Linked DNA regions of Homo sapiens: all the other regions are linked to region 1. Evidence: chromatin loops called from intact Hi-C (ENCODE). Cell type or tissue: Panc1. All regions are shown on one strand. Region 1 overlaps HECW2 (HECT, C2 and WW domain containing E3 ubiquitin protein ligase 2). Region 2 holds the start of LOC105373821 (a long non-coding RNA gene). Region 3 has its middle 41 kb from the start of GTF3C3.

Evidence for each region. A loop is a pair of places that touch in the nucleus more often than their neighbours do. Peaks named below come from ENCODE experiments on the same cell type or tissue, not always from the same donor. Only the 100,000 strongest peaks of a DNase experiment are listed, where the experiment ranks them.
Region 2: a loop joins it to region 1, with 15 times the contacts of the local background. A loop is called at or near these places in 63 of 110 quality-filtered maps.
Region 3: it touches region 1 in a loop (3-fold over the local background); 36 of 110 quality-filtered maps call a loop at or near these places.

What each region holds. Positions count from the first base shown.
Region 1 is chr2:196,294,770-196,302,769 of GRCh38, forward strand. The region is part of intron 13 of HECW2 (HECT, C2 and WW domain containing E3 ubiquitin protein ligase 2); the gene reads right to left. Among named protein-coding and RNA genes, the nearest start is that of HECW2-AS1, 39 kb to the left of the region's middle. In Panc1, CTCF peaks have their summits at 3,539 (motif pointing right) and 3,742; no DNase peak of the experiment used is centred here; H3K27ac peaks cover 3,760 bases.
Region 2 is chr2:196,450,150-196,458,149 of GRCh38, forward strand. All of the region lies in intron 1 of HECW2 (HECT, C2 and WW domain containing E3 ubiquitin protein ligase 2), which reads right to left. It overlaps LOC105373821 (a long non-coding RNA gene), which reads left to right and starts at 7,112. Exons shown (of 5, transcript XR_007087827.1): 1 at 7,112-7,198. RefSeq lists an enhancer at 3,852-3,951. In Panc1, CTCF peaks have their summits at 3,634 and 3,858; a DNase peak (open chromatin) is centred at 3,622.
Region 3 is chr2:196,755,008-196,763,007 of GRCh38, forward strand. No RefSeq gene overlaps it. Among named protein-coding and RNA genes, the nearest start is that of GTF3C3, 41 kb to the right of the region's middle. In Panc1, CTCF peaks have their summits at 4,034 (motif pointing left) and 4,240; no DNase peak of the experiment used is centred here.

The DNA.
Region 1 (8,000 bases):
CCCTTTGACACAGCAAGTGGCAATGTTTGAACAGGGATGCTCCCCAGCCTGGCTCTCTGGGTCCCTGAGTGACCACAGGGACCCTGATAACCTGACTTGGAATGAGAAGTAATCCTTTGTTAGCTTAAGCCACTGAGATTTGTTGGTCATTATTATTGAAGTATAACCTAAATTATTCTGATTGATTTACCGTCATTAAATACTTGTTCCCTATCAAAACAAATTAAAGGAAAGAAGAAAGGAAGGGAGGAGGAAGGGAAGAAGAAAGAAGACCACAATGAACCATCCTTGAACCTTAATTCCTCAGTACACTTGAGTATAAAATACTTTTGAGTCATATTTCAACCGACAGGCTAAATAAGAGGAGGTTTTGATGGCTGTGAGCAGTTGTGTGGTTCAGAGCAGAGAGTACTGTCAATGCAGGCAGGCCTATGCATGGGCTCTGGGCAATTAGAGAGCATGAGAGGATAGGAAAGTGATACCATGAAAGCAGAGAAGGAAATAACAGAAGTTGGGCAGTGTCAGAAAAAACCTAACTTCAGCTAAGTAACAGTTTTGGCTCTATTGGCTGACTCTGCTTTGAGTTTTAAATACAATCAGCAAGGCAACTGTTTTCTGCATTTGGCTCAGTGTTGCTGATATATTTTCACATAAGTCATTGCAAGTTAGAGTCCTGAGACCACACTAGTTTGTGTAGGGATCATAATGAGCTTTCAGGTCTTACTACCTAAGAGTAAAACAAATATTAAGTCTCTTCAGGGACAAATTATTTGGGGGATAATTCTGTCGGATAAATCATTACATTACCCATTGTTCTAAATAGGTATACCTCTTTATCGCCTTCACTGCTCCCTCTTCTCACTAAAATAACTAAATAGGCCACATTCTGATTTCTTATCTAGAGCACCAGAAATGCTCCTCACTTTGTTAAAAAAGAACTTCATTAGGGCAAGAAGCAGTGGCAATTAAGTTAAGAAACTCATCCCAGCCTCAGACCTGAAGTAATTCCCTGGGGCTGAATAGCTCTTTAAGCACAGAAATCTTAAGGCTGGTCTTATAATTAATTATGTCATTTCATCTTCCTCCTCTCCACTCAATGAAACATGTAGTATGGTGCCAAACACATCTGATCTTGCAAAGAGCATCTACCAAAGTAATTCAATGCAGGAGATTTCTCTCAGTAACTAGTAAACAATCTTTAGATCCACAGCCTTTTCAAGTCTGAATAGTAAGTACATGACTGTTAGGGTCTATACAAAACTCTTAAGCCAAACAGGAACATACTTCTAGACTGCTATGTTTCTATAAAAAAAACTATGTTTGAATAACTTCATATGTTTATGCAAAAACTGTGTGTGTATAGATATGTATATATAGTTTATGTGTGTGTATATATATATGTAATTTATATATCTATAGTTTGGGAAGGATATTTATACTCCACTTCATATAGAACTACAGTGCAGATTCTAGTCTCAGCTCTGTCACTCATAGAGACAAAGAAAACTACTTAATCTCTGTCTCAATTTGCTTAACTGTAATATGGGATAATAATAACTCCCTTGCTTTCTCCATAGGCACGTGAGATTCAAATCCAGTGGGACAAAGGATGGTAAAGTAATTTGAAAAGGTCAAAATCACTTTAAGAATACAGGCTATAAGTAAGTAAAAATATATAGGGGATTACATCTATCATACCTGTGTTATAACAGATAAAGAAAGTGGCAAAATTGTTCACCACTTTTAGTCTTTGAAGATCCTGGCCCAGCATCCCACATTCTATAAACTGAACAAGGGTCTCCTAAGCTTCATTAATTATGTGCTAAGCCATGTGCTAAGCCCTGTGCTAAACCCTGAGGATACAGAGATGAGCAAGGCCTGATCATTCAAAAGGATGAAGAAGGAGAATTATAGGGGGAGGTGGAAGGAAGAGATTCACCAGAGGCAGAAAGAGTTGGAAAAACAAAGGCCACGACAGTCGTGAAAATACTGAAACACACGGACAGAATGAACAGAGGTAAGAATGGGAGCAGTCCAAAGAGCCAAAAACACTAAACAGATAGGATTAGGTTGACAGAGTTTAGTCTTCATGAAGCTGATATTAACAAAGCTGTGGGTTAAGAGAAAATATTTTCCTTTGTTCTCCTGGGGTTTAGTGGTTCTAACTAGGTAAGGATCCTTTTCTATGTTTGTTTGTTTGCTTGCTTATCTTACAGAAAAAGATGCAGTAAATGAATCTGATATTTTACTTGAAACAAAAGTAGGTTAGAGGAGAGCCCATGATACCTATTTCATAACATAGTCTCATGATAATGAACAGAATTCACCTGGGAAGCCACTGCACGTGGACTCGAGTAGTTAAGAGGAATTGGTAATTGTTAATAGTAGACAAAGCCCCTTTAAATGATCTCTAAAGGAAACAACACTTTGTTTTCCTTTGACATAATTTAACTATTCTTTTTAGTTATTCCTTCTCAATTCCAAAAATCCCTGTTCCAACTTCCCTCCTGGTTGTTTCTCATCGTCCTAGCAAGAAATAAGCACTTGATGGTTGAGTGAATGATCAACTGAATTTCTTGAGTGGAGTTTTGTTAAATAACACTCCTTAGAACTTAAATGTGTTTTTGTTTGGTTACATGTTTGTTTGAGGTTGTAGAAGTAAATGTCATTGCCATTTGGCAGCAGAATAAGAAAATTACATGCAAATACTTAGTTCTTGTCAACCACAATGGAAATAATAATCAATCCCCTCTCCTTTTTTTGCAGGTTTTCCTTAGTGTTATGATGACCAAATGTCCTAGATTACCTGGCCCAGTCCTAATTTCACCTAATTCTGTTGTTTTCAAAACATAGTTAAGTACATTACTGATAAATAAAGTCTTTCTTTCATATTTCAGAAAGCCTTCATCAAGAATAGGCATTCTGAATTCAGGTTTGGAAAAGCACGTCACCAAATCTATAGCAAACATCTCTCATATTCACAAGGGAGCAGATTTGAGCACTTGTATACATTATTCACTAAACAAAATTTAATATATACAAAATCAAGAAATGTTTGCATAATATGTATGCAGAGATATCAAAACAGTCCTGTTTTATACAGTCTGTCTTCATAATATTTTTAATTTTACAGGATTTACATTGTTCTCATCTAGCTAGAGTAAAATGGAAGGGAATTTTCACATTAACAAAACTATCTACAAATGATCAATTCATCTATTTTGCAATAGCAGGAATTCCCAAGTTTTAAGAATATACGTATGGATTTTGGAACAGTATTTTTCTTCATTAAGTACTAAGAAACTTAAACGCTAGAATTAATGTATTTTTAGAGCTCATTAAAAGCCACAGTAGTAATTATTTGGCACGTATGTTGGAAAATTATTCAGTTGAATATAATGAAATATATTTATGTATGACATTAATTAGACAAATATAGGCACATCAGCTATAAAAGACATGGCACTAATAACTAAATCTTGAATTAACAAGAGAAATCGTTTGTCAGGACAATTTTGAAAGAAATCTGATCACAACCATTAGAGGGCAGTAGAATAATTCCTAAAGCAACCACAATGCAAAAAAAGAAAGAAAAAACCCACAAAATTTTCTTTCTCAAGTTTTACTTTAGTGTTATGACAACCATATATCTATTTAACACTTTTCTTTCCAGTAAGGATTACTAGGTATTACAACTACACGTAATCTATTTTTCTTTTTTTTTACATTTATTATTTTTTTCTTATACTTTAAGTTCTCGGGTACATGTGCACAACGTGCAGGTTTGTTACATATGTATACATGTGCCATGTTGGTGTGCTGCACCCATTAACTCGTCATTTACATTAGGTATATCTCCTAATGCTATCCCTCCCCACTCCGCCTACCCCATGACAGGCCCCGGTGTGTGATGTTCCCCTTCCTGTGTCCAAGTGTTCTTCTCATTGTTCAATTCCCACCTATTTTTCATGACTTTCTTTCAACATAAACTGATACCTTCAAGTCATAAAAAAATAGTTAGGAAAATTATTAAATACATTCCTTTTGCATATTGAACATTTTCAATAATACGAACAGGGAAGTAACTGAAAGAGGTATAGATCATAAACAATTCTAGCAAAAAACCCTAGACAATAAATCTTAAAATACAGAAATCAAATAAAAGTTTATTTTATAACATTTTCTGTTAATCTAGGAAAAAAGAAAACATTCCAGCAAGTAATGCCCTTTAGAAAAAATTGTCTGAGTTATCTCCATTAATTCATACCTTGAGACTTCTAGCAAGACAAATTCAGCTACTTCAATATTTGCCATATATAAGTCAGGAAAATAATACTTCCTAAACCCACAGAATTTAAGTCTTACAGAAATGTATAAATGTACAGCATGGATCATCTTTTTAGCTAATATAAATGCAGTTCATAAGAGGAAGAAAAAAATTAAAATGCTTTAGAAAGAATACTTTGAAATCAAGATAGACTATCCAGCAAAATAAATTCTAAAATCATGCCCAACTAAAGAAAAAGGAAACACGATAAAAACACGAAAACAAAATAAGTTAAAAAAAAAAAAAGCCTGTAAGCTGCTTAGTATTTTCATACTGTTAAAACATGTTAGTTGTCAAAAGTCCAGGAGAGTTATAGTTGTAACAAACACGGTAAGGACATTTAATGCAAAATCTCTTTATCCTAGGAGTTCCCAGACTACAGGCCACAGTTGTATCAGAATCACTTAAGGGGCCTAAAACAAAACAAAGCAAAATAAAAACAGACTGCTGGGACCCACTCCAGACCTACTGAACCAGAATCTCTAAGATCTGGGTACCAAGAATATGCATTTTATTTTTTAAAGTCACCAAGTTTAAAAACCACAGCCTTGGGCCTGGCGCAGTGGCTCACGCCTGTAATCCCAGCACTTTGGGAGGCCGAGGTCGGCGGATCATGAGGTCAGGAGATCGAGACCATCCTGGCTAACATGGTGAAACCCCGTCTCTACTAAAAATACAAAAAATTAGCCGGGCGTGGTGGCGGGCATCTTTGGTCCCAGCTACCCGGGAGGCTGAGGCAGGAGAATGGCGTGAACCCAGGAGGTGGAGCTTGCAGTGAGCCGAGATGGCGCCACTGCACTCCAGCCTGGGCGACAGAGCGAAACTCTGTCTCAAAAAAAAAAAAAAATTCCCGCAGCCTTATACCACAACTCAGTGACTATTTATCCAGTCTCTACTTGAAACAATGCAGCGATGAGGAACTTGTATGAAGACGGCAGCCCAAAGAGAGAAGTTAGAACTCTGTGCTTCATGATGTCATTGGTGGTTTGACATTGGCCATAGTGGGCGTATTAACACTACAGAAATCAGGAAATGCAATATCAGGGCTTGATTTATTGTTCTGTAGGCTGTCTAGACTGGGGTGGGCAATCTACAGGCCCAATGGCTAGCTGTCTGTGTTTGTAAACAAAGCTTCATTGGAACTCAGCCAGGGCCATTTGCTTACATGTTGTCTTTGGGCCAAAACCCTAAAATATTTACTCTCTGGCCCTTTATAGGAAAAGTTTACTGCCTTTTTCTTTACTTAAGGTCCAGACTTAAGAAATTAATGGAGAAAATTAGAATGCAGATGAAACTTCAAATTGTGCTGTTACATTGCAAATAGCACAAACACACATAACATGAAGAAATGTAAGTCTAATATTCAAAAACTATTGACAAAGGAATATGAAACTCCAACATGTCTCCCTTTTACACTGTTGTCTTTACTTGTTAATGCAAATGAAAATATTCTTGTTGGAATTATACTTGTTCTTCAATTACCACTGTAGGTAGCAAAAATCAACAAAAGCATTCAGTGTCTCTTTTACTATTATTTGTAAATTATAAGTCAGGAAGTGTGATGCCTCCATCTATACATATATATCTATATCTATATCTATACACATATATACATATATCTCACATGCATATATTTATACACAGACATATATGTGTGTGTATAAACACAGCCTACATACACACAAATATACACACACTTTTTTCTCCAGAAAGCCAGTGGTTAAACATATACTAGAAAACTCATGAACACTACCATGCAATCAGTTGCTCTTTTTTTTTCTTCATCTTTTAAGTTCAGGGGTATGTGTGCAGGTTGTGCAGGTTTGTTACATAGACAAATGTGTGCCATGGTGGTTTGCTGCACAGATCATCCTATCACCTAGGTATTAGGCCCAGCATCCATTAACTATTATCCCTGATGCTCGCCCTCTCCCTACCCCACCCCCGACAGGCACCAGTGTGTGTTGTTCCCCGCCAGTGTCCATGGGTTCTCATCATTCAGCTCCCACTTACAAGTGAGAACATGTGGTGTTTGGTTTTCTGTTTGTGTTTTAGTTTGCTGAGAATAATAGCTTCCAACTCCATCCATGCCTCTGGAAAGGACATGATTGCATTCCTTTTTATGACTGCACAGTATTCCATGGTATATATGTACCACATTTTCTTTATCCAGTCTATCATTGATGGGCATTTGGGTTGATTCCATGTCTTTGATATTGTGAATAGTGCCGCAATGAACATACATGTTCACGTATCTTTATAATAGAATGATTTATATTCCTTTAGTTATATAACCAGTGATGGGATTGCTGGGTCAAGTGGTATTTCTGGTTCTAGATCTTTAGGGAATCGCCACACTGTCTTTCACAATGGTTGAACTAATTTACACTCCCACCGAAAGTGCAGAAGCATTTCTTTATCTCTGTAACTTCGCCAGCATCTGTTGTGTTCTTACTTTTTCATAATGGCCATTCTGACTGGCATGAGATGACATCTCATTGTGGTTTTGATTTGCATTTCTATAATGACCAGTAATGTTGAGCTTTTTTTCATGTGTTTGTAGGCCACGTGTATGTCTTCTTTTGAGAAATGTCTATTCATATCCTCTGCCCACTTTTTAATGGGATTGTTTTTTTTTTTTTTTTCTTGTAGATGTGTTTAAGTTCTTTGTAGACTCTGGACATTAGACCTTTGTCACATGGACAGACTACAAAAATTTTCTCCCATTCTGTAGGTTGTCTGTTCACTCTGATGATAGTTTCTTTTGCTGTGTAGAAGCTCTTTAGTTTAATTAGATCCCATGTGTCAGTTTTTGCTTTTGTTGCAATTGCTTTTGGTACTTTTGTCATGAAATCTTTGCTTGTGCCTATGTCCTGAATAGTATTGCCTAGATTTTTTTGTAGGGTTTTTATAGCTTTCAGCTTTACATTGAAGTCTTTAGTCCATCTTGAGTTAATTTTTGTATATAATGTAAGGAAAGGGTCCAGTTTCAATTTTCTGCATATGGCTAGCCAGTTCTCCCACCACCACTTATTAAATAGGGAATCAATCCTTTCCCCAATGCCTGTTTTTGTCAGGTTTGCTGAAGGTCAAATGGTTGTAGGTGTGCAGTCTTATTTCTGAGTTTTCTATTCTGTTCCATTGGTCTATGTGTCTGTTTTTGTATCAGTACCATGTTGTTTTGGTTACTAGTATAGTTGTAAGTTACTAGTATAGTTAGAAATTACTAGTATAGCTGTAAGTCAGGAAGTGTGATGCCTCCAGCTTTGTTCTTGTTGTTTAGGATTGTCTTGACTATTCAGGCTCTTTTTTGGTTCTATATGAATTTTAAAATAGTTTTTTCTAATTCTGTGAAGAATGTCAATGGTAGTTTAATGGGAACAGCACTGAATCTATAAATTACTTTGGTCAATATGGCCATTTTCATGATATTGATTCTTCCTATCCATGAGGATGGAATGTTTTTCCTTTTGTTTGTGTCTTCTCTGATTTCTTTTTGAGCAGTGGTTTGTAGTTTTCCTTGAAGAAGTCCTTCATTTCCCTTGTTAGCTGTATTCCTAGGTATTTTATCCTTTTTGTAGCAATTGTGAATGGGAGTTAATTCATGATTTGGCTCTCTGCTTGCCTGTTGTTGGTGTATAGGAATGCTAGCAATTTTTGCACACTGATTTTG
Region 2 (8,000 bases), 160 kb after region 1:
TTGCAGAGTTTAGGTTGGGTTTCTGTCATAGATGTAAAGAACTTCAGTAATACAATGGATATGTCCCACTGTTTAGTACACAAAACCTAGATAATAGGTGAAGCAGAAGGGAAAGAATCTGAGTTGACCGATAAAAACACGGTGCTTAGCCAGAGAGTGGCAGGGAAAGAAAGAAAAGGATTGTGGGGTTACAGCATTTTTTCTGGAGATGAGAGGAAGAAGAAAGCTGGAAGAGGCAGCTACCAGGAATATAACAGCAGACAGCATGTTCAACCACCATTGTCTAGTCTCCAAATCTACTGATCATAAGCCACCTGTTAGATGCTGCCCAAATATCAGATTTTTTTTTTTTTTTTTTTGAGATGGAGTTTCTCTCTTGTTTCCCAGGCTGGAGTACAATGGCATAATCTTGGCTCACTGCAACCTCTGCCTCCCGGGTTCAAGAGATTCTCCTGCCAAGTAGCTAGGATTACAGGCATGTGCCACCACGCCTGGGTAATTTTTTGCATTTAGTAGAGACAGGGTTTCACCATGTTAGTCAGGCTGGTCTCCAACTCCTGACCTCAGGTGATCCACCCGCCTCAGCCTCCCAAACTGCTGGGATTACAGATGTGAGCCACCACGCCCAGCCCAAATATCAGGTTTTTAACATGTTCCCCATTTGATGCTGATAAATGCTGAAATTTGAGAACTGCTGACATAAGAAATCACCAGGTATTATCTATATGTAGTCCCAAGTTAGACCAAATAACTGACACTATCTCTCCAAGTATATCCAAATTTGTTAAACAAATTTAAAATGAACCAAAAGTCAACCGAGAGATTTGCCTAAGAATTTTTAAATTCTATTTCCCATAAAATTTAGACAGATATAATTATTGAAACATTGTGAAAATTGAAATAAAATATTTTTATTAATTAAAAGGAATTGAAACACTGCAGTATTACATTCAACAAGCTGAAAGTTGTCAAAAAAGGAAAGCAAGCTTAAGAAATATGGGGTAGGCTGGGCACAGTGGTTCATGTCTGTAATCCCAGCACTTTGGGAGGCCGAGGCGGGTGGATCACGAGGTCAAGAGATCAAGACCAGCCTGACCAACATGGTGAAACCCCGTCTCTACTAAAAATACAAAAATTAGCTGGGCGTGGTGGCACGCACCTGTAATCCCAGCTACTCAGGAGGCTGAGGCAGGAGAATTGCTTGAACTGGGAAGCGGAGGTTGCAGTGAGCTGAGATCGCGCCACTGCACTCCAGCCTGGTGATGGAGCGAGACTCCGTCTCAAAAAAAAAAAAAAAAAAGAAAAGAAATGTGGGGTAAAGTTTATACCCAGAACTCATGCTTTTCTCCTCTGTTCAGACACTAGAAACAGGCCATTAATTTATCTCTGATCTTTCTAACATCCAAAGAGTTACAAGAATCACAGACCCATTCCCCATCCATAAGATAAACAGAAATGATTTCCTGATGGTTGGGCGCAGTGGCTCATGCCTGTAATCCAACCACTTTGGGAGGCCAAGGCAAGAGGATCACTGAGGTCAAGAGTTTGAGAGCAGCCTGGCCAACATGGTGAAACCCCGTCTCTACTAAAAATACAAAAATTAGCCAGGCGTGGTGGCACATACTTCTAATCCCAGCTACTTGGGAGGCTGAGGTGGGAGGATCCCTTGAACCCAGGAGGCGGAAGTTGCAGTGAACCGAGATCACACCGCTGCACTCCAGCTTGGGTGACAGAGCAAGACATCGTCTCAATAAGTAAATAAATAAGAAATGATTTATTTCTTATTTGGAGAACTTTCTCCAATTGGTCTTCATGGTGTAGGAAGTATTAGTCTCCATTCTTCTAACTACATCAAATACTATAGTGTTGTATTACCATTTTTATGTCATCTCATTGGCCTAACACCAATAGGCCCAATTCAGGAACAAGCATACATAGCTCAGTAATGGTACAACACTGTGTTGTCCATTACAGGAGCTCCTAGCTACATGTGGCTATTGATCATTTGAAATGTGGCTAGCCTAAAATGAGATATGCTGCAAGTATAAAATGCACACCAGATTTTAAAGAATTAGCACAAAAAAATTAAAATATCTCATCAATAAGACATATTGATCATAAGTTTTTACAAGATTATAAATGGTAGTGTTTTAGATATACTGAGTTAAATAATACATACTATTAAAATTAATTTCATCTGTTTTGAATTTGGCTATTTTTAAAAATTAACATGTGTGGCTCACTAGAATGGTGCTGGATAAACAACTATACTCCCAACTCAGTCCAAGGGTAAATTTAGACTTAAATTTTAACTCTTAAAGCCATGTCTGGGCTTCCTATTTTCCAAGTAATTCTTTATAATGAATTTCTTGTAAGAACTGGCAACAGAAAGTTCAAGGTAATATCCACTAATATAAATCTGACCTTGAACATCTGACATGTGATCCAGTGCAAAGCCACTTTGGAAGGGTTTCATCCTTTTATGAAGATGAAGAAAGCTAACCAACATGAGCACCTGCACAAAAGACCACTCCTCTCCTGCATGGAGGGTGGTGGAGGGATCATTTCTGGGCAAAATCTTCCTCAGAAAACAATTCTGGGATTTTTCTATGCATGATCAAATGAGTGACTGACCCCAAAGCACTAAAAAAAAAAAAAAAAACATGGGCCCAATAAATGTAGCCTGGTATATTTCCAGAGCAGGGCTTATCAATGGGAGACTGCCCAATAAGATAATCTTCTAATTTGAGCAAATCAATGCCAGGGCTGGGAATACAAAAAATGAGACTAAACCCCATCTGTAAGAACCAGTGAGACTCCATGATGAAATTGTGGCCTCTGACAAAATTTTTTTTAAAGCTTATTTTCTGTAAAATTTGCTTTTTATAGCAGTTCTGTTCTAAGGAATATGTTTAGGCAACTCAGCAAGACCTTTGTATTTGTTCTGCCTACAGAGACCATGTAAGCAAATTAATCCACTCACATAAGAAAGAAGGGGTAGGCTTCATTCCTCTTTAAGGACACAGAATTTCAAGATCTCTAACACCAAGAGTTTGGGTTCTCTGCAATAAATCAGTAGTGACTCTTTCTTCTTTTACATCATATCAGTTTAGGGTCTTGGACTGGGGTGATGCTAAAATGCATCAGACAATTACTTCTAAAGAAGACTTTGAAAGAACGCAGCCAACTACATTAGTTTTAAGCATGTGAACTAAAAGTTTGAGTAGAAAATGAACTGCCTCAAAGCACTTCAATATCGGCTAAGACTGAACCCAGGATGGGGTGTGCTGTGGAGTACAAGCTTTAGGAAGCTCTTCCTAACACTTAGGAAGGAGAGTATTGTAATTAGGAAGAGTATTGTAATTAGGATCCATACAGAGCATCTCAGAGAAAAATTCTGACTGTCTGACAAAAGATTCCTGATTAATAATGACATCTGTTGATTTTAAATGCAGCTTAAAATATCATCTGCTTTAACAGTCAGTGATAGCTTATATTTAGTTACTTTAACAGAGTTCTATTTTCTTATAAATTATATTACCTAAAAGTCATGTTTTCATCAGGAAGCTCAGGCAAACGAGGGTGGGACCTGCAGTTTAGAACATCCAAAGCTCACTAGCCCCACCTAATGACAGCACACCTAGATTTCTGGAGCAGTTCGGGGATAGAGAATCAATATAACCTTGAAAGTTGAAACTTCAAAAACAAAATTGTGACGTGGAGCTTCATGAAAAGCTCCATGTAAGACTGCCTCACATTCAGAAGGCAAAAAACCAAACTGGAAATTGTCGGCCTAATTTTACCACAAAATAATAAGAGTTGGGGGAACAGAAAAAAGAAATACTTCTATGGGTTTTGTTTGTTTGTTTGTTTGTTTTTGAGACAGAGACTCACTCTGTTGCCCAGGCTGGAGTGCAGTTGCACGGTCTCAGCTCACTGCAACTTCTGCCTCCCAGGTTCAAGCAATTTATGGCTAATTTTTGTATTTTTAGTAGAAACAGGGTTCCACCATATTGGCCAAGCTGGTCTCAAACTCCTGACCTCAAGCGATCCGCCCGCCTCGCCAGATTTATACATGCATAATACATGTATAGTTACTTTAATGTATAGCCACTTTGATGTATAAATAAGGTGAAATGATACTATAGAGCAAAACTATTTTGTAGCTTGCTTTGTTTTCACACAAAATGTAAAGTGGGCATTCATATTAATAAACATGAAACTATATCAGCCTTTTTAATAGCTATTTAACATTCCACTGTATGATGTATATACCATAATTTAGTTACACAATTCCCTCAAGATGGTCATTTAGATTACTGTTGTAAACTATGCTGTAAACACACCCTCACATTCATTATTGCACACTTGCCTGATTATTTCCTTAGGATTATTTCTTAGAAGCAAAATAGCTGTATCCTAAGCTGTTGATGAGTGTTACCGAATGCCTTTTGAAAAGGAGGCATGATAAGCATTCCCATATCTGCAGTGCAGAGAAGGTAGCTATTTTCTTCCAAATACCTTCACCAACACTGAATGTTATCCATCTTTGGAGGCAGCTTAGTGGATAAAAGTATAGGTTCTAGAACTAGAATTTTATAGCTGAGTTCAAATCTCAGCTCTGCCATGCTCTATGACCTCTGGAAGGCTACTCAACATTTCTGCAGATTTCTGTTAAATGGGGATTGTATCATTGTACCTACCTGAAAGGGTTATTATTAGAATTAAATGAGTTAATATGATATTTGATGTACAATAAACACTTAATAAGTGTGTACTTATTATATGAGATATTGTCCACCTGAAAGGTAAAAGCAAATCTCATGTTTCGGTTTAATCTGTATTCATTTGATTATTTCTGGGATTGACCACAGACCCTTTTACTTAATTTTTTTTTTTTTTTGAGACGGAGTCTCACTCTGTCACCAGGCTGGAGTACAGTGGCACAATCTCGGCTCACTGCGACCTCCACCTCCTGGGTTCAAGAGATTCTCCTGCCTCAGCCTCCCAAGTAGTTGGGATTACAGGTGTGTGCCACCACGTCCAGCTAATTTTTGCATTTTTAGTTGAGATGGGGTTTCACCATGTTGGCCAGGATGGTCTCGATCTCCTGACCTCATGATCTGCCCACCTCAGCCTCCCAGAGTGCTGGGATTACAGGCGTAGGCCACAATGCCCGGCCCCTTTTACTTAATTTTTATTAACTTTTTCTAAAGTAGTCAATCATATCATTTATAAATAATAGTGATTTCTATATCTTCCTGATTTATTTTTCTGAGATAACTACATTGGTTAGAACTTCTAAAACAAAGGTGAGTGATAATAGTGGTCATAAATATCCTTATCTCATTTATGACTTTATGATAAAAGAATTTTAAAAATATTTCAAACATCAAAATAATAAAATGTTGTAATTCAGACAACTTTTTCCATATAGTTTTCTTATAAACAGTCCTTTAAATACAAACTCTGGATTGCTTCTAAATTGTGACATTCTCTTTTGGGAAAAAAGTACTAAACATTTTACATTAAAACAATCTTTTTTAACTAAATTGAACACATACTTTTAATAAAGACCACAGTAATTTTTAACACTGGAAATACAAAGGATAAAATAGAAAATTATTTTATTCTTGCAAATTAATTTGCAAGACAAAAGAAATTCAGACAATAATGCAGTTTGTACAATAACCCAAAATCAATTATTTTGTTAAATAATATATATGATATAAATAACAGAAAAAATTAGAACACCATTTGCAATAAAAAATATTGAGCCCTTTAACTTTAAGGATAACATTTTCATCTAGTATTCTTGACTTCTTGTGTTTTCGACCTAAAACAGCATATACATTTGGAAAGGAGACTCAATTTTTCACAATTCATACCCCTATACTCCCACACCCTGAGAAGGCATATAAATTATTTCTAGATATGAAGGTCTTTAATATAAATCATGCCCCTAAATTGCTAAGCCCCAAAATGAGGAATACTGAAGTCACAAAACATTTAAGCTCTTCTTTAAGTTAAACAACAGAAGAAAGGACACTATATCAAAACTCTACACTAAGTCAAATATTCTAGAAGATTTCCCAAGCCTTAACAAAATACATGATTGCTTGAGGGTTGTAAGTCCAAAGGCAAAATTGTAAAGCAGAATAAGAACATATTTACTGAACATTTATAAATGAGCCAGACTCTAAGCTATGAGCCTTATATACATTATCTCCTATCACTGATTTACCTTATCCCAGCAAGGAAAGTATTGCCACACTACTGGCTTCACATTGCCCTTGCTACACAATCTTCCATAAGCACTTTCTGTATATGGATTGTAAATGGCTCCTTGGGACTGACCATATGTCTTCTGGAGAAAGGTTGGGGAAGCTTCACTGCAAACATGGTCTGAGCTTAGGCTGGTCACAGATTGATTACTTGGAGACCACTGCAATCAGCAAATAAGAGTAACCATATACTAGCATCAGTGATAGGGGACAAGGTACAATGACACTGAAGTGGGTCCAGATGGTCTTCTTTTTTACTGCTCTTATGGGACACTTTCCTTGAATTAGAGTAAGGCTGGCTAAGAAACTCCGGATTTACTTTTTTACAGATTTTCCAGAATATCAAATAAGGGAAATTGATCAAGCAAAACATACCAATTCAACAAAACTAGCCCACAGAGCAGTTATAGTACCTTACAGTAAAAGATGCTACAAATTTAAGCAACCTCGGGTTTTCTTCATTCTTTAATACACCAACACATCTAACACATGTGTGAACTATTCATTTGGAAGAGCCAAAAGACTATCAAATAAGTTTATTGCTTCATATATATCTATTCCTGGTATTCATATTCCTGTACCAAGCTTCAAGCAAAGAAGGAGCATCCAAATTAAGCCTAAGAAATAGAAAGTATCTGGAAAGAATCAACAGTGCCTAATGAGTAGGTACGGCATGGAATCAAGATATGAAATTCTATATGTTGAGCTGCTGATACGTTTTGGAGAGATACTACACATATGTCTCTGCTCTGATGTCATAAAGCTTTGATCACATCAAGTTTCAATGGCTTACAACTGCTTCACTTTTACACAGAATTTTTGAACTAAAAGGGCCCTCAGAGAGAATCTCGCCTGATCCATTCATTTTGAATAATACAAACTGACTTTCTTCATTCTGGACGACTTTTTCCAAGGTTGTAAGTACCAGAGCTGGAATTAGGATGTAGATTTCTTAACTACCTGCCCACTACATGGTACTGTCACCTCTTAACTATACTCCAAGCATGTTGTTCAATATTTTAGCATATGAAAGATCTTTTGAAAAGCTGTTTAAAAAATTACTTTTTAAGAATGTGTGAGTTTCTCAAATACACAATACTTTCCTCAAACTGGGTCAGAAAATCCAGAAATAATATAAATTGATTATCTCAGCCTATTCACAGTACTGTGCTATTCCTTACTACTACTGTGACCTTATGTAAGTCAACCACACTGGTCCTTTATATTCCCGACCCTAAAAATGAAGGAGCGGGACTATATGATTTCCAAGATACCTCTTAGCTCTACAAATTTTGTAAGTCTGTGATTCATTTAAAAATAAGTATAACCAGGTCTTTCACTTCTATTCTTCTTTTTCTCAGAGCATACTCATACCCGCTACTACACAAAACCTGAAAAGCATTATATACACAAGCACGCTATACTTAGGAAGTATGTCCAAATATGCCAAAGTATTTATCAATAAAGCATTATGGTATTTGATCTAAACAAATAATCAAAAGGGATAATAGCCACAATTCTTAAAAGTCACCATACTCTACAATACTGGGAACTGGCTGGACACAGTGGCTCACATCTGTAATCCCAACACTTTGGGAGGCTGAGGTGGGAGAACTGCTTGAGCCCAGGAGTTCGAGACCAGCCTGGGTAACATAGTGAGACCCCATCTCTACAAAAAATTAAAAAATTAGCTGGGTGTGGCAGCACATGCCTATT
Region 3 (8,000 bases), 460 kb after region 1:
TTGATGTGCTGCTGGATTCGGTTTGCCAGTATTTTATTGAGGATTTTCACATCGATGTTCATCAGGGATATTGGCCTAAAATTTTCTTTTTTTGTTGTGTCTCTGCCAGGTTTTGGTATCAGGATGATGCTGGCCTCATAAAATGAGTTAGGGAAGATTCCCTCTTTTTCTATTGATTGGGACAGTTTCAGAAGGAATGGTACCAGCTCTTCTTTGTACCTCTGGTAGAATTCAGCTGTGAATCTGTCTGGTCCTGGACTTCTTTTTATTGGTAGGCTCTTAATTACTGCCTCAATTTCAGAACTTGTTATTGGTCTATTCAGGGATTCGACATCTTCCTGGTTTAGTCTTGGGAGGGTGTGTGCGTCCAGGAATTTATCCATTTCTTCTAGATTTTCTAGTTTATTTGCATAGGGATGTTTATAGTATTCTCTGATGGTAGTTTGTATTTCTGTGGGATCAGTGGTGATATCCCCTTTACCATTTTTTATTGTGTCTATTTGATTCTTCTCTCTTTTCTTCTTTATTAGTCTGGCTAGTGGTCTATTTTGTTAATCTTTTCAAAAAAACAGCTCCTGGATTCATTGATTTTTTTGAAGGGTTTTTTATGCCTATCTCCTTCAGTTCTGCTCTGATCTTAGTTATTTCTTGTCTTCTGCTAGCTTTTGAATTTGTTTGCTCTCGCTTCTCTAGTTCTTTTAATTGTGATGTTAGGGTGTTGATCTAGATCTTTCCTACTTTCTCTTGTGGACATTTTGTGCTATAAATTTCCCTCTACAGACTGCTTTAAATGTGTCCCAGAGATTCTGCTATGTTGTGTCTTTGTTCTTGTTGGTTTCAAAGAACATCTTTATTTCTGCCTTAATTTTGTTTAATTTACCCAGTAGTCATTCAGGAGCAGCAGGTTGTTCAGTTTCCATGTAGTTGTGCAGTTTTGAGTGAGTTTCTTAATCCTGAGTTCTAATTTGATTGCGCTGTGGTCTGAGAGACTGTTACGATTTCCATTCTTTTGCATTTGCTGAGGAGTGTCTTCCAATTATGTAGTCAATTTTAGAATAAGTGTGATGTGGTGCTGAGAAGAATGTATATTCTGTTGATTTGGAGCGGAGAGTACTGTAGATGTCTATTTAGGTCTGCTTGGTCCAGAGCTGAGTTCAAGTCCTGGATATCCTTGTTAATTTTCTGTCTCGTCAGTCTGTCTAATATTCACAGGGAGGTGTTAAAGTCTCCCACTATTATTATGTGGGAGTCTAAGTCTCTTTATAGGTCTCTAAGAACTTGCTTTATGAATCTGGGTGCTCCTGTATTGGGTACGTATATATTTAGGATAGTTAGCTCTTCTTGTTACATTGATTCCTTTACCATTATGTAATGACCTTCTTTGTCTCTTTTGATCTTTGTTGATTTAAGGTCTATTTTTTCAGAGACTGGGACTGCAACCTCTGCTTTTTTTGCTTTCCATTTGCTTGGTAAATATTCCTCCATCCCTTTATTTTGAGCCTATTTGTGTCTTTGCACATGAGATGGGTCTCCTGAATACAACACACTGATGGGTCTTGACTCTTTATCCAATTTGCCAGTCTGTGTTTTTTAATTGGAGCATTTGGCCTGTTTACATTTAAGGTTAATATTGTTATGTGTGAATTTGATCCTGTCATTATGATGCTAGCTGGTTATTTTGCCTGTTAGTTTATGCAGTTTCTTCATAGTGTCGATGGTCTTTACAATTTGGTATGTTTTTGCAGTGGCTGGTACCGGTTGTTCTTTTCCATATTTAGTGCTTCCTTCAGGAGCTCTTGTAGGGCAGGCCTGGTGGTGACAAAATCTCTCAGCATTTGCTTGTTTGTAAAGGATTTTATTTCTCCTTCGCTTATGAAGCTTAGTTTGGCTGGATATGAAATTCTGGGTTGAAAATTCTTTTCTTTACAAATGCTGAATATTGGCCCCCACTCTTTTCTGGTTTCTGCCGAGAGATCCACTGTTAGTCTGATGGGCTTTCCTTTGTGGGTAACCCGACTTTTCTCTCTGGCTGCCCTTAACATTTTTTCCTTCATTCCAACCTTGGTGAATCTGATAATTATGTGTCTTGGGGTTGTTCTTCTCGAGGAGTATCTTTGTGGTGTTCTCTGTATTTCCTGAATTTGAATGTTGGCCTGCTTTGCTAGGTTGGAGAAGTTCTCCTGGATAATATCCTGCAGAGTGTTTTCCAACTTGGTTCCATTCTCCCCATCACTTTCAGGTACACCAATCAGACGTAGATTTGGTCTTTTCACATAGTCCCATATTTCTTGGAGGCTTTGTTCGTTTCTTTTCACTCTTTTTTCTCTAATCTTGTCTTCTCACTTTATTTCATTGAGTTGATCTTCAATCTCTGATATCTTTTCTTCTGCTTGATCGATTTGGGTATTGATACTTGTGTATGCTTCATGAAGTTCTTGTGCTGTGTTTTTCAGCTCCATCAGGTCATTTATGTTCTTCTCTACACTGGTTATTCTAGGTAGCAATTTGTCTAACCTTTTATCAAGGTTCTTAGCTTCCTTGCATTGGGTTAGAACATGCTCCTTTAGCTCGGAGGAGTTTGTTATTACCCACCTTCTGAAGCCTACTTCTGTCAATTCGTCAAACTCATTCTCCATCCAGTTTTGTTCCCTTGCTGGCGAGGAGTTGTGATCCTTGGAGGAGAGGAGGCATTCTGGTTTTTGGAATTTTCAGCCTTTTTGTGATGGTTTCTCCTCATCTTCATGGATTTATGTACCTTTGGTCTTTGACGTTGGTGACCTTCGGATGGGGTCTCTGAGGGGACGTCCTTTTTGTTAATGTTAATGCTATTCCTTTCTGTTAGTTTTCCTACTAATAGTCCCCTCTGCTGCAGGTCTGCTGGAGTTTGCTAGAGGTCCACTCTAGACCCTGTTTGCCTGGGTATCACCAGCAGGGGCTGCAGAACAGCAAACATTGCTGCCTGTTCCTTCCTCTGGATGCTTAGTCCCAGAGGGGTACACACCAGATGCCAGCCAGAGCTCTCCTGTATGAGGTGTCTGTCAGTCCCTACTGGGCGGTGTCTCCCAGTCAGGATACAGTGGAGTCAGAAACCCACTTGAGGGGGCAGTCTGTCCCTTATCAGAGCTTGAACGCTGTGCTGGGAGATCTGCTGGCTCTCTTCAGAGCTGTCAGGCAGGGACATTTAAGTTTGCTGAAGCTGTGCCCACAGCCACCCCTTCCCCCAGGTGTTCTGTCCCAGGGAGATGGTGGTTTGTATCTATAAGTCCTTGACTGGGGCTGCTTTTTTTTTTTTTTTTTCCAGAGATGCCCTGCCCAGAGAGGAGGAATCTTGTGCTTGGTTTTTTGGCATGGTGGTGCATGCCTGTAATACTAGCTACTTAGGAGGCTGAGGTGGGAGGATGACCTGAGCTAGGGAGGACTAGGTTGCATTGAGCTGTGATTGCACCACTGCATTCCAGCCTGGGCAACAAAGCAAAACCCCATCTCTTAAAAAAAAAAAAAAAAAAAAAAAAAAAAAAAGAGGCTTGGCATCCTTGGAACTAGTTATAACAGAATTGAATACTGCTTGTCCTCTTTTATGCAGTTGCAGGTCACTGGGCCAGAGGTTTCTGTTTATTGGCTTTCTCTTTCTCCTCTACACTTGTCTGAACTCCCTGAATAGAAACACCTGACTGTCTACTAAAATGCCAAGTGGTCCTGCTAACTCTCACTCTTCACATTAGCATACTTACCCTGAACTGCAAACAGGATAAATTTGGGGTATGATCTTCAGGGTTATGATTAGACTTTTCATGCTTCATCTGGTTGCCCTGATACCTGCTAGACTTGTTTAGGTTAAGGCTGAAAAACGGGCAGCAAGAAACACATACTAGGGTCCAGCTGCCCTTCTTTCAATGCTGATGGGAGCCGCACAAACAGAGCTTATGGATCTGATTGCTCAAATGTGGAGGGCGAGACTGAGATTTTTTTCTATTGAAATGTTGAAAGTTAGACAAAACATATTAAGACAATTAAATTTTATGAAATACAGTCCTAAATTTATAGAAATGCACTGCCATCTACTGCATATAAAAAATCATTGCAGGGTATGTTCCTCCCACTGGAATTATTTATAATCAAGCAGTCACACACACTGAAATGTACATGAATTTATAAGATGTGGCAACTGCCACAAAGAACTCATTTAGACTTTTATAACCTTTAATTTTCTTATCTGAAATGTTCTCAGTTTTCCATTTTGTCTCTTTAAATTCTATTTTCATATTTTCATTGAATTAATTCTTGCAATTACATTTTAAATCTTATAATGTTCTCATTCTTTGAATTCCTTCCTTTTAATAGCATCCTCTTATTTCATGTGTATGGTATTGTCTTATCTGGGGATATGAACTGCGTTTTGTTTTTCTACTTCCTGCACCAATTCTGTTCCCTTTGCGTTCCTTCCTCCCCTCCCATTGCTTATATGGATCTCTCCCAGTCCTGAAGCGTTCCTCAGTAGTCTGATGATCGTGAGCTGTCCACTAATGCTGCTAGCAAGGTGCCAGCAAGCTGACAGCAGTGCGAGGGATTTGTTCACAGGCAGGCTTCTCTGGCCAGGATGGGCTGTTTCATTGAGAACCCTCAAACTGCCAGTATATATATGAGCATTTTTTTCTTGGACAGGATTTCTCAGAAAGGAACCCTTTAACTTCCTGCTTAAAGGATGTTAAATAGATGCCAGTTTTCTAGGAGCTTAGGAGGAGAAGGCAGCTGGGCATCTCGCTGCTCAGTGTGTAGACGTCCACTTAATCCTCTGCTTTCAGTATAACACTCTGGCCTTCATCTCTGCCTGGTATTCCCGAATCCAGAGGTCCTGATTCCACAACTCCAGAAAATAAGACCACCAGTGTTCCATGCGGGAGTGGGACAGTTTCCATAGGTGAAAAGGGTTAACTAGGAGGGTCTCACTGTGGCTTAACAGACTTTCCACTGCTCCCATTTTTGACCACACTTCACCTGTCTTTGGAGGAACCTAGTGGACAAGCTTTAAGGTCTTGAATCAGCTTGCTTCTGCCCCTCTCCCCACCACCTCCTGTGGGCACTCAGCTTTCATTTTTCTGTAGTTTATTTAGTTACCAATTGCCCATTTGCTTCCTAGTTTCTAAAAATTATTTTGTCGTCTCTCTGTTATCTCTTATTCTTTTTGGCCTGGAGTTTATATTGTCTTTTTTGTTTGCTGTGTTTTGTTGGTTTTTGGATTTTGGAGGTAAAAGTAACTGTGTTACTTTTGAGATGGAACAGGGACCCCTCTTAGGGGCCTGCAGCCTGTCCCCGCACCAAACAAAATTTTTTTAAAATCTTGAATTCCTTAAAAAAAAATTCCAGATACCTAGCTAGCCCTAAAAAATAACATAATGAACAAAAAGATAATAACTTAAAACAATAGCCAAAAAAATTAGTCACTGGATGGTTTGGGTCTCTATAAAAACTAAAAAGAGCATCTTATAACATACGTCCCTAAGTTGTTTTTCAAAAAACCAGACCCGCCACCAAGTGGATCCACTGACACATAAACCTCTAGTAAGGGGGAAATGAAGATTAAATGCTGCCACTCCTTGCTCTGAATTTCTTCCTGAAGGGTCTAAAAGAAGTCATACCCAAGAGCCAGGGCCAACATTCTTTTCTGATGACCCCAAAATTTTAAATAAAGCTTCTCTTCCTTAACCAATTACAAATCAAAAAAATCTTTAAATCTGTTACCTATAAGCCCCCACTTCAAGATATCCCACCCTTTTAGGCCAAACCAATGTATTATAGAACCTCCATGTATTAATTTACAATTTTGCCTATAACTCTTGCTTAAAATGTACCCCTGCATTTAAAAACCCTTCCTTATGAGCCATTGAAGAGGTCAGGTCCTAAGCATAAACTGCCCAATTCTCCTTGCTTCAAGGTGCCTACAAATAAATGCCCCCCTTTCTCCTGCTGAAAACCTTGGTATGGATGTTTGGCCTTACCATGCTGGGCAAGCAGACCCCAGTTCAGTTTAATAACATTGTTGAGATTTTTCATTAATTCATTAGTATTGGTATTTATTATAACTTCTAGTTTCCCTCCATGCAAATTTGACCATGCCTTATATTGTCACCTAAGTCGTTAATGAACATGGTGGCATGTCATTTGCAGTTTCTCTCCAGTCTACATCAGTCTGTCAACATGCATTCTTTGAGTTCGGTCATTCTACCGGCTGAAGAACCAGCCACACTTTCCCATTCAATCCATAAGCATATCACAGCAGTCTTCCTCACAGACTCTGCTAAAACCCAGATACATAAAATGTAAGATAGTCCTCAGAACCACCAGTCTAGTACCAAGCAAAAAGAGTGTATCTCCTAAAAGATTGAAGTGGAAGTTATTATAGAATCAAGGATATCCTGATCAAAGAATCAAAGAATCTATCTGGATTCTAGAATGAATCCAAGGGTGAGAAGGCAGCTGGCCTTTTTGCTTGGAAAAAAAGAGTAAGTATCCTAAGGAACATCACTTCAAAGAACACACAGATGGCTGGAATCATGCCAGCACTAACATGCCCAAGTGGTTTCCAGAATCCACCTTTTGCCCACTTAAAAAATTCAGTTCATTTGGTCATTTTCTTCTGAGAATGCCTCAAAATTCTAATTTGCAGTTTCATAGCATAGCCATTAGTATAGGGACTATGGGCCTGGAGATGCAGTTCATTTCTAGTCCCCCCTTACTCATATCCTCACCCAATATCTTGGCCATTAACTCCTTTCCTACCCTGTTCAGTATTATGTTGGAGTATATATTCTTTCAATATGAACTATAGTATTATAATACTATTAGCTTTACAACACCACAGCAGGAACATTCCTCCTGTTCTTGCTCTGAATGATTTTGAAAAGCCTGTTTATTGTGGATTAGACTTCGTGACACTACTTGTAATTCAGCAACAAATTTTTATATTCATTTCTGTTTGCTTTATACTTTCTTCCTATGAAAATGGCTAGAAAGCAGTAATGCTAAATTAAAAGAAAGATGGAATGGTGGTCGATCAGGTCAAAATTTTTTGTATGTGCATTTAACAGAAAAACCCAAGCTGGTGTAAATATTAAAGTGGAAACTATAACAGAATCAAGGCTATCTCCTAGAACGAATCCAAGGGTAAGAAGGCAGCTGGCCTGAGGATAGAACTGAAAACTGGAAATCTCTGGGACTTCAGAGAGAACTCTCCTTCGCTCATCTTTACTTCTCTTAATGCAGACACCTCACTTTTTTTTTTTTTTTCAACAGAACGGGTTAACTGCTAGTTGGCCTCATTGTTCTGAAGTTCTGGCCCTACATGAACTATTTCAAGTCTGAAATTCCCAGGGAAGGCGGGAGGAAACTCCTGATTGGCCCAGGTTGGTTCAGGAGCAGACTCCCTCCTCGATCAACTGTGATCATGCAGGAGCAGCAGAGTCTCAGTGCATAAAACAGGTACCAGGACCCCACTGCTAAGGTGAGGATGGGAGGTAAGAGAATAGGAGCTTTTAAAAAGAGACCCCAAAAGATGTTTTTATACAGGGGCTTTGATGGGCTGAAGGCCTGGAAGACAGAAACACTGCCAATGTCTTTTTTCTTTCTAAAATAAACTTATGCTTGGCTGGGTGCAGTGGCTCACACCTGTAATCCCAGCACTTTGGGAGGCCGAGGCGGGCGAATTACGAGGTCAAGAGATCGAGACCATCTTGGCCAACATGGTGAAACCCTGTCTCTACTAAAAATACAAAAATTAGCTGGAGGTGGTGGCAGGCACCTGTAGTCCCAGCTACTCGGGAGGCTGAGGCAGGAGAATCGCTTGAACCTGGGAGGTGGAGGTAGCAGTGAGCAGAGATCATGCCACTGGACTCCAGCCTGGAGACAGAGTGAGACTCCGTCTCAAAAGAAAAAAAAAAAACAAACCTTATGCTTAATGTTTGTTGTTACTCTGAACTACAGCAACTGTGTTCTTCTGAAGGAAA